Regions from separate parts of the Homo sapiens genome. Here region 1 is linked to region 2. A link is a contact called in ENCODE Hi-C data. All regions are on one chromosome and are shown on one strand. Each heading gives the region's core, a stretch centred on a gene start or an enhancer-like site at or near the end of the contact. The rest is flanking DNA. Distances are from core to core; before and after follow the strand shown.

Region 1 (5,873 bases), core at 3,075-5,574, 960 kb before region 2:
CTCCTTCCACTTTCAATCAAAAGAGGACCAAGACTCAGAGAAACACGGCCTCAGCAAGTAGAGGGTGGAAGGCACAGGGCTGTGGTCCTGGGAGTGGGCTGAGGTGGGCCTACCCCGGTACACCACAGGCTCTCAGATTTTGCCAGATGCAGTCTGTGCAGGTTGGGGTGGAGCACTGACTCATGTAACAAATGATGAGCATCTGCTATGTGAAGTCAGCTACCTAAACAGACAAAAACCCTGCCCTGCCAAGAATGGTGGCTCACATCTGTAATCCCAGTGACTGGGGAGGCCGAGACACAGGTGGATCACTTGAGCCCAGGAGTTCGAGACCAGCCTGGACAACACAGCAAGACCTTTCTTGCTACAAAAAATAAAAGTTGGCTGGGCGTGGTGGCTCACGCCTGTAATCTCACCACTTTGGGAGGCTGAGGCAGAAGGATCACTTGAGGCCAGGAGTTCGAGACCAGCCTGGCCAATGTGGTGCAACCCTGTCTCTACTAAAAATACAAAAAATTAGCCGGGCGTGGTGGCGCGCACCTGTAATACCAGCTATTCGGGAGGCTGAGGCAGGAGAATGTCCTGAATCTGAGAAGGCAAAGGTTGCAGTGAGCCAAGATTGTGCCACTATACTTCAGCCCGGGCAACAAAGTGAGATTCCGTCTCAAAAAAAAAAAAAACAAACAGCCTAGCTGTCGTGGTGGCTCACGCCTATAATCTCAGCACTTTGGGAGGCCAAGGCGGGCAGATCACAAGGTCAGGAGTTCAAGACCAGCCTGACCAACATGGTGAAACCCTATCTACTAAAAATACAAAAATTAGCTGGGGGTGGTGGCCCACGCCTGTAATCCCAGCTACTTGGGAGGCTGAGGCAGGAGAATCGCTTGAACTGGGGAGGCAGAGGTTGCAGTGACTACACTCCAGCCTGGGCAACAGAGTGAGACTCCATCTCAAAAAATTAAAAAAAAAAAAAAGAATAGGATACCTTTCCTCTTTCGCTTCCTGCTAACACACAATAAGGTTTTTCTGCTTTACTTTGCATGTGGGCTGAAAGGTCTCTCCCTCCTACTTTGGGGATGCTAAGCTAGCCCAGGTGTGACTTTGGCCTTGGGGGTGGAGTATGGGGGGAGGGAACACAGGAAGCTAATGGAGCCATCCCTACCTCCTCCTCCCCCAAAGCCACCAGCAGAGACTGGATCTTTAAAAAGCAACAGAAGCCTGGGAAGTAGGTCGCCCTGCAGCATCTCAGCCTCTATTCTAGTGTCAAGAGGCAGGAGAGGCTGAAAGTCCAGGCACATCCCTTTACAGTACTTACCTGCTCTGACCTGAGAAAAGTCTGAAGAGGGAGGAGAATCATATCCAGGTTTTGGTGAGTCACACAGCCCTGGCTTCTGACTATTCTAGTGCCTGTTGACTGTGTGATCTTGGGTAAGTCACTTAGCTTTTCTGTACTTCAGGTTCTTCATCTATCAAATAGGGGTAAAATAAAGAAGCATCTCTAGAGTCAAGTTCTAAAGTAAGGGCAATATTCATAGAATCTAACCCTGCCATTGTTTAAAACAGCTAGTGCTTTCCAGGGTGAAGAAGTTGGCTTGCGTTTGGGGACTGTGTTAAGTTAGTTGAAGTGCTGACCTTTGAACTCGGGGGACAGTGTGATGAGAGGCTTGGGAAGGGAGGCTGCTGTAAATTGAGAACACGTTTGTCTCACATTTCAGATTCGCGGTTGGACACCAATTCTTTTTTTTTTTTTTTTGAGACAGAGTCTCGCTCTGTCGCCTAGGCTGGAGTGCAGTGGCGCGATCTTGGCTCACTGCAAGCTGCGCCTCCTGGGTTCACGCCATTCTCCTGCCTCAGCCTTCCGAGTAGCTGGGACTACAGGCGGTCGCCACCACGCCTGGCTATTTTTTTTTGTATTTTTAGTAGAGACAGGGTTTCACCGTGTTAGCCAGGATGGTCTTGATCTCCTGACCTTGTGATCTGCCCGCCTCGGCCTCCCAAAATGCTGGGATTACAGGCATGAACGTGAGCCACCGCGCCCGGCTGGTTGGACACCAATTCTGTGAGTTTCTTTTGGCACAGAGAGCTTCTAATTGAACTAGGGTAAGTTTGCCAGGCATAGGGCTGTTGTGAGATTTGCATGAGATAACATTTGGCCTTTTTTTTTTTTTTTTTTTTTTTTGAGACAGAGTCTCGCTCTGTCGCCCAGGCTGGAGTGAAGTGGTGTGATCTTGGCTCACTGCAACCTCCGCCTCCCGTGTTCAAGCGATTCTCCTGCCTCAGCCTCCTGAGTAGCTGGGATTATAAGCGCAGGCCACCACTCCTGGCTAATTTTTTTGTATTTTTAGTAGAGACAGGGTTTCACTGTGTTAGCCAGAAGATGGTCTCAATCTCCTGACCTCGTGATCTGCCCTCGGCCTCCCAAAGTGCTGAGATTACAGGCATGAGCCACCACATCCGGTATTAATGAGATAACATTTGGAAACCACTTGACATGCAGTAGGTGCTTAAGAAATAGGAAAAAAGGCCAGGCATGGTGGCTCATGCCTGTAATACCAGCACTTGGGGAGGCCAAGGCAGGTGGATCACCTGAGGTCGGGAATTCGAGACCAGCCTGACCAACATGGAGAAACCCGGTCTCTACTAAAAATACAAAATTAGCAGGGCGTGGTAGCACATGCCTGTAATCCCAGCTACTCGCGAGGCTGAGGCAGGAGAATCACTTGAACCCGGGAGGCAGAGGTTGTGGTGAGCCGAAATTGCACCATTGCACTCCAGCCTGGGCAACAAGAGCAAAACTCCACCTCAAAATAAAAAAAAAAAAAAAAAAGGAAAAAAGGCCAGGCACGGTGGCTCACACCTGTAATCCCAGCACTTTTTGGGAGGCCAAGGCGGGCAGATCACAAGGTCAGGAGTTCAAGATCAGCCTCGCCAATATGGTGAAACCCTGTTTCTACTAAAAATACAAAAATTAGCTGGGTGTGGTGGCGGGTGCCTGTAGTCCCAGGTACTCGGGAGGCTGAGGCAGAATAGCTTGAATCCCGGAGGCGGAGGTTGCAATGAGCTGAGATCCCACCATTGCACTCCAGCCTGGGCGACAGGGCAAGACAGTGTCTCAAAAAAAAAAAAAAAAAAAAAAAAAAAAAAAAAAAAAGAAAGAAAGAAAGAAATAGGAAAACTGGGCCGGGCACAGTAATCCCAGCACTTTGGGAGGTCGAGGCAGGTGGATCACCTGAGGTCAGGAGTTCAAGACCAGCCTGGCCAACATGGCAAAACCCCATCTCTATTAAAAATGCAAAAAATTAGCCTGGCGTGGTGGCAGGCGCCTGTAATTCCAGCTACTCGGAAGGCTGAGGCAGGAGAATCGCTTGAATCCGGGGGCGGAGGTTGCAGTGAGCCGAGATTGAGCCATTGCACTTCAGCCGGGACAATGAGAGCAAGACACCATCTCAAAAAACAAAAAAACAAAAAAAGCCAGGCGCGGTGGCTCACGCCTGTAATCCCAACACTTTGGGAGGCCAAGGCAGGCAGATCATGAGGTCAAGAAATCAAGACCATCCTGGTCAACATTGTGAAACCCCATCTCTATTAAAAAAAATTAGCCGGGCGTGGTGGCGCATGCCTGTAATCCCAGCTACTCGGGAGGCTGAGGCAGGAGAATCGCTTGAACCCGGGAGGCGGAGGTTACAATGAGCTGAGATCGCGCCACTGCACTTCAGCCTTGTAACAGAGCGAGACTCCGTCTCAAAAACAAAACAAAACAAAACAAAGAAATAGAAAAACAAAAACAACAAAACAACAAAAACCCAAAACCTTGTCCTGATTCAACACTCAAATTCACCAGCTGGAGAGGAAGAAAAAATTCCGTGACCACACAAGGGCCAACAATGTGGACCACACATGCAGCAGGGGCTACTTTGTTCTGCCCCAAGGCTTGCGGAGGGCCGCTGAAAATTTGCCATATTATATGAAGGGGGTGAACCTTAACAAATTGTCTCCTGCATCCCAAACTCGCTCCCCATCTGATCTTTATCTGGGGCAGCCCCCAAATTTGACCAGAAAGCTCTTATCGTTCACACTCGCTCCAGGAACCCCCAAATCCAGCCCCAGCTCCCCAGTCTCACTCTTCTGCTCCCCATGCACCTCGGTTGGTCTAGAGACCCTCCTGCCAATTTGAGTCTCAGCCAAAACCCCAAAGCGCGGCGACCCTGGCGCATGGCAGGACGGGATTTGTAGTTCCAGGGCTTATCGGAGGGTGGGGGAGAGGGAGGCCTTTACGCATGCCTTGGTGGCGGCTTTCTGCACGTGTTTCTCAGCCCAGGTTTCAGTCCAGCGGAACTGGCTACCTCGGAATCCCAACTGCTCCTTTAGGGTGTCTTCCGCGATTCTCCGAGTGGAGTTAGGCGCCTGCCGACACTTCCCTAACCTTGGAGGCCCGGGACTTGATTTTCATGAATGAACGGAGCCGGGACTGACTTTGCCTACGGCAAGTGGGTTGAGATAGCTGTTCCCCTCCTTCAGGCAGGGGCAAAAATTGACCTCTGCCTCTCTCGAGGGTCAAAAAGTTCCTCAGGGCAGGGTGGGTTGTTCTTTGGGATTAGAGCTGGTGAATTCATTAAATATCGGCTTAGGGAGGGGCTGAATACAGTAAAAGAACAGCCTTGAGCCTTGGAGGGTAAAGCCACGTTTTTAAGGAACAATTCAGAGCTGGCCAGGTCATGCTTAACTTGGATGATCTCTAATCGCGCGAACTGCTCTTATACCCATTTGACAAGTGGGGAAACTGAGGCTTCAAGTGGCAGGAGGTCTCCCACTTTGTTATCGGCAGGGCAGGGAGGGGAAACCAAGACGCTACAGGGTCTCCAGCTTTTTACCATCTGCTCCTCTCTCAAGAGAAGGAAAAACGGTGCCCTACTGTCTTCAGACGTCGCAAGGATCAAGAAGATTTCTTTCTTCATGACCCTGCCCTTGCCAGAATTTCCTGCGCTGTTCCACCTCATTCAACTTCAGGTAGGGAAAGGGATTAGGCGTGGTTCAAAGTTTATTTTATTAGTTCATTTCGTTTTATTCAAAAATTTATATCCTTGTGGCTTTTTCATCTCCTTGTAAAAACTATCAAACAGTACTGGAAAATAATGCAAAAAGTGGCAGAGGCTTCTGTAGGAACCCGGCTTGTCTCAGGCACTTACTTTGTCCTGCTTTCTTTCCTTTGTCTCTGGGGTATAAAGAGCACGCTCAGCTCTTTCCTTGCGCACACACAGCGTACTCCTCCCAAGTACCTCTGGATGGGGGAAGGGAGGCACATTTCAATTTTTAGTGGAGGAAGGTGACAAGGAGGGTGCTGGCTCTGGCCGAGGGGTTCCTGGATCCATCACACACAAAGTCCCCACGCGCTACCAAACTCCTGGCTCCAGCTAAAGAGCTTGCGGTCAGGTCAGTGAAAGATGCTGGGAAAACGAGACACTGGGAGGACCGGCTGGCTAGAGAGGCCAAAGAAACGGCAACTCTTTGGTCACGTGACCGGACCTTGTCTCAGCCCGGGTTTCCCAAGTGCCAGGGCACGTGTGAAGGTTGAACCTTCCGATTGGCTCGGCGGGACCAGTTTGAACGGAGTACGGGAGCCGCGGCGGCTCACCTACGGCCGCGTTTTTCTTTTTTTTTTTTCTTTCTTTCTTTTTTTTTTTTTTTTTTTTTTTTAATTCTCTCTCTTTGGCTCCCTCCTTCCGCGCGAGTCTCTGGAGAAGCCGCAGCGCGAGTTGCCGCCGCTGCTGCCCGGGGCCGGGTAAGTGGGCCTCACTCAGAGCCCGACCCTCTTGGCCCCGGCTTGCGTCGACCCCCGCCGGGCACCGAGCCTGCGCCGCGCGCGGCCCGGGCGT
Region 2 (6,377 bases), core at 3,434-5,933:
AACAGAAGGCTCACACTTGTCTTCTGGTCACACCTCACTATGTCCCCTCAGCTCCTATCTCTGTATGGCCTGGTTTTTCGTAGGTTATGATTATAGAGTGAGGATTATTATAATATTGGAATAAAGAGTAATTACTGCCAACTAATGATTAATGATATTCATATATAATCATATCTAAGATCTATATCTGGTATAACTATTCTTGTTTTATATTTTATTATACTGGAACAGCTCGTGTCCTCGGTCTCTTGCCTCGGCGCCTGGGTGGCTTGCTGCCCACAGCCTGGGACTTTTATTATTTATTGATTGAATTTCTTCAATAGTTATAAGCCTTTTCATATTAATTAGTTCTCCTTTTGTGAGTTTTGGTAGCTTGTGTCATTCAAGGAATTGGTCCATTCCATGTAATTTATCAACTATGTGGGCATGCAGTTGTTCCTAATACTCCTTTGAGGTCCTTTAATGTACACAAGATGAGTAATCATAACCCCCCTTTCTTCTGAGTTAGCTTGCCTATGGGCTTATTCATTTTATTGATCTTTTGAAGGAACCAGCTTTTGGTTTGTTAATGTTTTCTACTGATTTCTTGCTTACTATTTCATTAATACCTTCTCTCATTGTTATTTTCCTCTGCTCGATTTACATGTATCCTGCTATTCTTTCTTTAGTTTCCTAAAGTGGAAGGTTTTTAAGCATTGGTTATATATCTTTGCTTTCTAGAGATTGCATTCAATTTTTTTTTTTTTTTTTGAAACAGAGTTTTGTTCTGTCACCCAGGCTATAGTGCAGTGGTAGGCTAGGCGTGGTGGCTCACACATGTAATCCCAGCACTTTGGGAGGCCAAGATCAGCAGACTGCTTGAGCCCAGGAGTTCAAGACCAGCCTCGGCAACATGGTGAAACCCCATCTCTACAGAAAACACAAAAAATTAGCAGGATGGGGTGGCACATCCAGCCACTCAGGAGGCTGTAGTGGGAGTTCCAGCCACTCAGGAGGCTGAGGTGGGAGGATCACTTGATCCCAGGGAGCAGAAGTTGCAGTGAGATCATGATACTGCACTTTAGCCTGGACAACAAAGCAAAACTCCACTTCAAGCAAACAAACAAACAAAAAGTCCCAAGAAAAAGGAACAGGCCAGCATGGTTTCACTGTTGAATTCTGGAAAACACTTATGGAAGAAATGACACCAATTCTCTATAATCTCTTTCAGAAAATACAAGCAGAGGGAACACTTTCTAATTCATGTTGTAAGGCCAACACTGATAATATGGTTTGGCTCTTTGTCACCACCCAAATCTAATCTTCAACTGTAATCCCCATAATCCCCATGTATCAAGGGAAGGACCTGTGGGAGGTGACTGGATCATGGGGGCGGTTTCCCCCACGCTGTTCTTGTGATAGTGGGTTCTCATGAAATCTGACGGTTTTATAAGTGTTTGACAGTTCCTCTTTCACATGCTGTCTTGCCTGCCACCATGTAAGAAGTGCCTGCTTCCCCTTCCGCCACAATTGTAAGTTTCCTGAGGCCTCCCCAGCCATGAGGAACTGTGAGTCAATTAAACCTCTTTTCTGGTAGTTCTTTATAGCAGTGTGAAAATGGACTAATACAACTGCCTTAACACCAAAACTAGACAGACATTACAGACATATCTCCACCATGTGAGGGCATAACAGGAAGAATGCCATCTGCAAATCAAGAAAGAGGCCCAGGCTGGGCACGGTGGCTCACACCTGTAATCCCAGCACTTTGGGAGGCCGAGGTGGGCAGATCATGAGGTCAGGAGATCGAGACCATCTTGGCTAACATGGTGAAACACCGTCTCTACTAAAAATACAAAAAATTAGCTGGGGTGGTGGCATGTGCCTGTAGTCCCAGCTACTTGGGAAGCTGAGGCAGGAGAATCACTTGAACCCAGGAGGCGGAGGTTGCAGTGAGCTGAGATCATGCCACTGTTCTCCAGCCTGGGCAACAGAGCAAGACTCCATCTCAAAAATAAAAAATAAAAAAAAAAAGAGTCCTTTAGTAGACAACTGACCTGCTGCTTGAAACTGAATTCTCAGCCTTTATAGCTTTGAGAAATGAATATCTGTTGTGTAAGGCATGCAGTCTATGGTAAATTTGTTATAGCAACCCAAAGGACTAAGTTAGGAAGGGTCTTTCTCTACCACACATCAAGGCTTTGAAGACTATAGTAATCAGGAGAGTATGATATTAGCAGACTGATGGATACATAAACCAATGAAAAATGGCAAATTCTGGAACAAGAGCATCTACTTAAGGTACAAGAACCTATGACACAGCAGGTATTGCCAGGCAGTGATACAAATGAGGGACACTTCAACAGAAATGATGGAGACAAATGGTTACCTACAGGAGAATAATCCATCTTCTGCCCAGCATCTCCATATACAATGATCAACTAACTATAGACTTTCCAGTTTTCATTAATTTTTACTCAGTTTGTTACCTCAGCTTCCATTTTGAGTGTGGTTTCGTTTTTCCATACCAAAAAAGGGGTTTTATGACCCTTGACACAGTTTCTAGTTCTCTATCTTCTCCCAGTTCTTCAATTTGGTTGATCCATATGCATCCCTTATACCATCATCTCCTTTCACCACCTCCCTATGGGTGCAGAGTGTGTCAAGTCAGGTCCTCCTATCACCTGGAACATCCCCCATCACCATGCTGCTCACCGAAGTGCTCAATAACCATGATCCCAGGAGACACTACATTGTTAGCTTTTCAGGTTCTTGCACCACCTCAGTGGAGTTGGTTTTCCTGTCCTTAGGGATAGTTTTCTCCCTTCATTAGTCTGAGAACATCAGAAGGGAAGAATCATTTCAGTCCTGTCCCCTTAATACCACCATCCAATTGGCTGACCAGCCATATATCCCCAAGGAAGGGATGGGGGAAGAAAAGCTGAGTGTTCTAAGGAAGTAGCTTATTGAGGAAGGGTATACCAGGAGACTCCTCCCACTACAGGGCATCATGCTGCTTCCCTACAAGGTCCCACCATCTCCACCTCAGGGTGTCCTCTGGGAGGAGTGACAAAGGGACTGATATTCACTTGACACTACAAGAGACTTGGCAGCTGTGGGCATCTTGGGGTGGCCCCAGGCAGCTCTGAAACCCAGGACCAGGAAACCATAGAGGATGGGCTGGGGACTCATCACTCTGTAACGTTTCCAAAGAGGAAACTTAATCCAAAGACATTCTCAAAAGGTGTCTCTGTCTAGGGATGATGAAGGGAGGACAGTAACAAAGATTTTATTTATTAATATTCATTTTTTTTACAGCGAAATGTCTGGTGGTTTTTCTCTGCTTCCTCTCATGTGAAATGTTCACAAACACAAAACCTTTTACAAAGAGCCATATATTGCTATGTATAAACAAAATGACAATTAAAATACTAGCCTCTGTTTGAAAAATAAACTGGGGGACAAGGAGTTCATAAAGTTGCTGTGAATTGAGGAGAGAAAGCCTGAGGAAGGCTCTGGAAGCCAAGGGATTTTCTGTCGGCCCTAGGAGGAGTTAGGATGAGAGAACACAGTGGTGGACTTGAGACCCTGCTGCCCACATCTTTGGAAGACTCGAAGGCGAACGGGTCACCCTTGGGAAGAAAGAAGGGACAGGGGACCACACAGACCACAACTCCTCCCACACACAAACCCCACACACGAGTCTGCCTGGTGACCTGTCATCACCGTGCAGCCTCCTCACCGGGTTCACAGAACTGCGAGCCAGGCTGGAGGCGAGATTGCAGTTAGATATTAACCAGGTGCCCTCAGCCCCGCTGCCTCGCGGGGCCGCCTCCCCAAGAGTCAGGCCACAGCAGATGCTGACCGCCGGCTTCGCCATTGTGCTTGGGGATGAGATCTCTGAGAGTTGCTCAAGAGTCGCCTGAGTTCTTTCTCAGATCCTGAATTCCAGCGGAAAGGCTGGCGCCAACCAGGCTGAAGACCCCACAAGGGAACCCACTCAGCAGAAGAATGCGGTTTCTTCACCTCCAGTCCCAAGAGTCACCCCTCACTTCCCCACCATCCAGCGACCCCACGCCCCAGCCGCCCCTGTCCACACCCCTAAACACCCCATCCCCAAACCTCTCAGGAAGGCGGATCTGGGGTGTCCTCCCCTCTCCCCCTATTAAACTGTTTCTGCTGCAGCCCTCGGCGTCTCGGTGCAGTGACTCGGGCCGCGAACCTGTGCCGGTTACAGCCGCACAATCTGGGGAGACGCAGGACTGCGGGCGCGGAGCTGCCCAGACAGGCCTCCAGGGCCAGGGCCGCAGTGGCCGCGCAGGGACGGGACAGGACGCCCGGGGTCCCGGCTGCCGCCCCAGCCCCATCGTGCGGCCGAGGGAACCGAGGGCCGAGCTGCGCCAGGGTGTCGCCGGCGGGGAAGACCTGGTGCCACCACAGCCGGTTCCGGCCGGTTCCAACCAGTCTCTCCTCTCACGCGTCGGGACACCAGACCTCACACACTCACCATTTCCCGGCTTCCGGCGTCCAGGTTCCTCCCTCTGCCTCCCGCTGTCAGTGCGGGTCCCAGCGAGACAGAAGCTGCCACAGACGTTCCAGGGCGTCTCTCAGTGACAGAACCCGGAGCCCAGTGCAGGGGCGTGGAGAAGACTCGGCGGGCTCTTTGAACCTTGCACCCTCCTCCGGTCAGTGCGCCTGATTGACAGTTCTCACGACCCCGCCCCGCGGCCCTGATTGGATAGTGCGCCAGGTCCCTCCCCCGGGCACTGAGTAACGGAAGAAGCGATCTCGGGCAGCGGAGTGGAACCTGATAAACAGATTCCAGACAGGCCTTGAGAGGACTAGCTTCCTCCCTGCGCTGTGACCTGACCCCCTCCCAGGGGACATTTGCATTTAGGCAGTATGTCCTGACCTTCCTCCTTTTTCCTCTTGGACAGGGACCCACAAGTCTGTGCAGGAAATTCCAGACTCACTGTCCAGTGGAGCTATCCCCTGATTTGAGAGCAGGAAGGGAGCCCAGGCCACACTGCAGCAGAAGGGAGGGGCTGATGTCCTCCAGGAATCAGGAGTTTTGGATGAGGCTGTTGGCTGCACAGGCCAAGCCTTTCTCCCACCTTATGTCTCAATCTACTAATTTTCAGTGCAGAATATAAAAACACCCCAACAAAGCCGGGCGTGGTGGCTCACACCTGTAATCCCAGCACTTTGGGAGGCTGAGGCAGGTGGATCACCTGAGGTCAGAAATTCGAGACCAGTCTGGCCAACATGGTGAAATCCCGTCTCTAAAATACAAAGATTAGCCGGATGTGGTGGCGCACGCCTGTAGTCCCAGCTACTCAGGAGGCTGAGACAGAGGAATCACTTGAACCTGGAAGGCAGAGGCTGCAGTGAGAGAGTGGGCGAGACAGAGGGAGACTCCGTCTCAAAAAAAAAAAAAAAGAAAAAAGAAAAAAGAAATAAATAAAATTGTTAAATGTGTGGAAAAACTGGAATTATATGGCGGCAATATTTTATAAAGCAAAAACTTGAACTAGCTCAGATAAGCAGCCTGCTGCATCCACACACAGTTCACAAGTCAACCACTTTCAGGAGGCCAAACATATTCCAAAGCTTGGAGGCCAGACGATAATTCCTGAAATGGAGCCCTAGGGTGGATCAGAACCTGGGGATGAGTCAGGGGCACTAATGGATTTAACTCTGGGAGTTCAATTTGCCCTCCTGTCTCCTAAACACAGCGTGGAAATGCTCCTTCCATCAAGCCTATAAATGTTATTGAATTAAATGCTTCAATCAAAGGCTGAGACATTAGACTTTGAATTTGAAAACATTCATCTTCATATTTTTATGAAGAATACCAGATATAAAAGCATTATGAGGCCAGGCACCGTGGCTCATGCCTGCAATCCCACCACTTTGGGAGGCTGAGGTGGGTGGATTGCTTGAGCTCAGGAGCTCAAGACCGGCCTGGGCAATGTGGTGAAACCCCCATCTCTATTTAAAAACAAACAAAAAAAAAGCGTTATTAACTGGGAGCTGGCACCCATGGTGATACGAAGAAAAAGAGGTTTAATTGACTCACAGTTCAGCATGGCTGGGGAGGCCTCACAATCATGGTGGAAGGCAAAGGAGGAGCAAAAGCAAATGTTACATGGCGGCAGGCAAGAGAGCGTGTGCAGGGGAACTGCCCTTTATAAAGCCATCGGATCTCATGAGACTTACTCACCCAAATCTCATTTTGAATTGCAGCTCCCATAATCCCCACATGTCATGGGAGTGATCCAGTGGGAGGTAATTGAATCATGGAGGCGGTTTTCCCATGCTGTTCTCGTGATAGTGAATAAGTCTCATGAAATCTGATGGCTTTATAAAGGGCAGTTTCCCTGTACATGCTCTCTTGC

Evidence for each region. Hi-C counts contacts between places; a loop is a spot of excess contacts on that map. Pooled maps may share reads with other maps.
Region 1: a loop to region 2 is called in a pooled map, with 7 times the contacts of the local background. The contact joins the promoter of TNPO2 here to the promoter of ZNF441 in region 2. A Hi-C loop is called at or near these places in 5 of 50 pooled maps.

What each region holds. Positions count from the first base shown.
Region 1 is chr19:12,722,383-12,728,255 of GRCh38, reverse strand. It overlaps TNPO2 (transportin 2), which reads left to right and starts at 4,324. Exons shown (of 26, transcript NM_001382241.1): 1 at 4,324-4,487; 2 at 4,891-5,007. RefSeq lists enhancers at 3,937-4,553, 4,554-5,172, 5,225-5,374, 5,173-5,790, 5,791-5,873.
Region 2 is chr19:11,765,306-11,771,682 of GRCh38, reverse strand. It overlaps ZNF441 (zinc finger protein 441), which reads right to left and starts at 4,683. Exons shown (of 4, transcript NM_152355.3): 1 at 4,487-4,683. The coding sequence starts at 4,489. RefSeq lists silencers at 3,653-3,762, 4,213-4,352 and an enhancer at 4,423-4,522.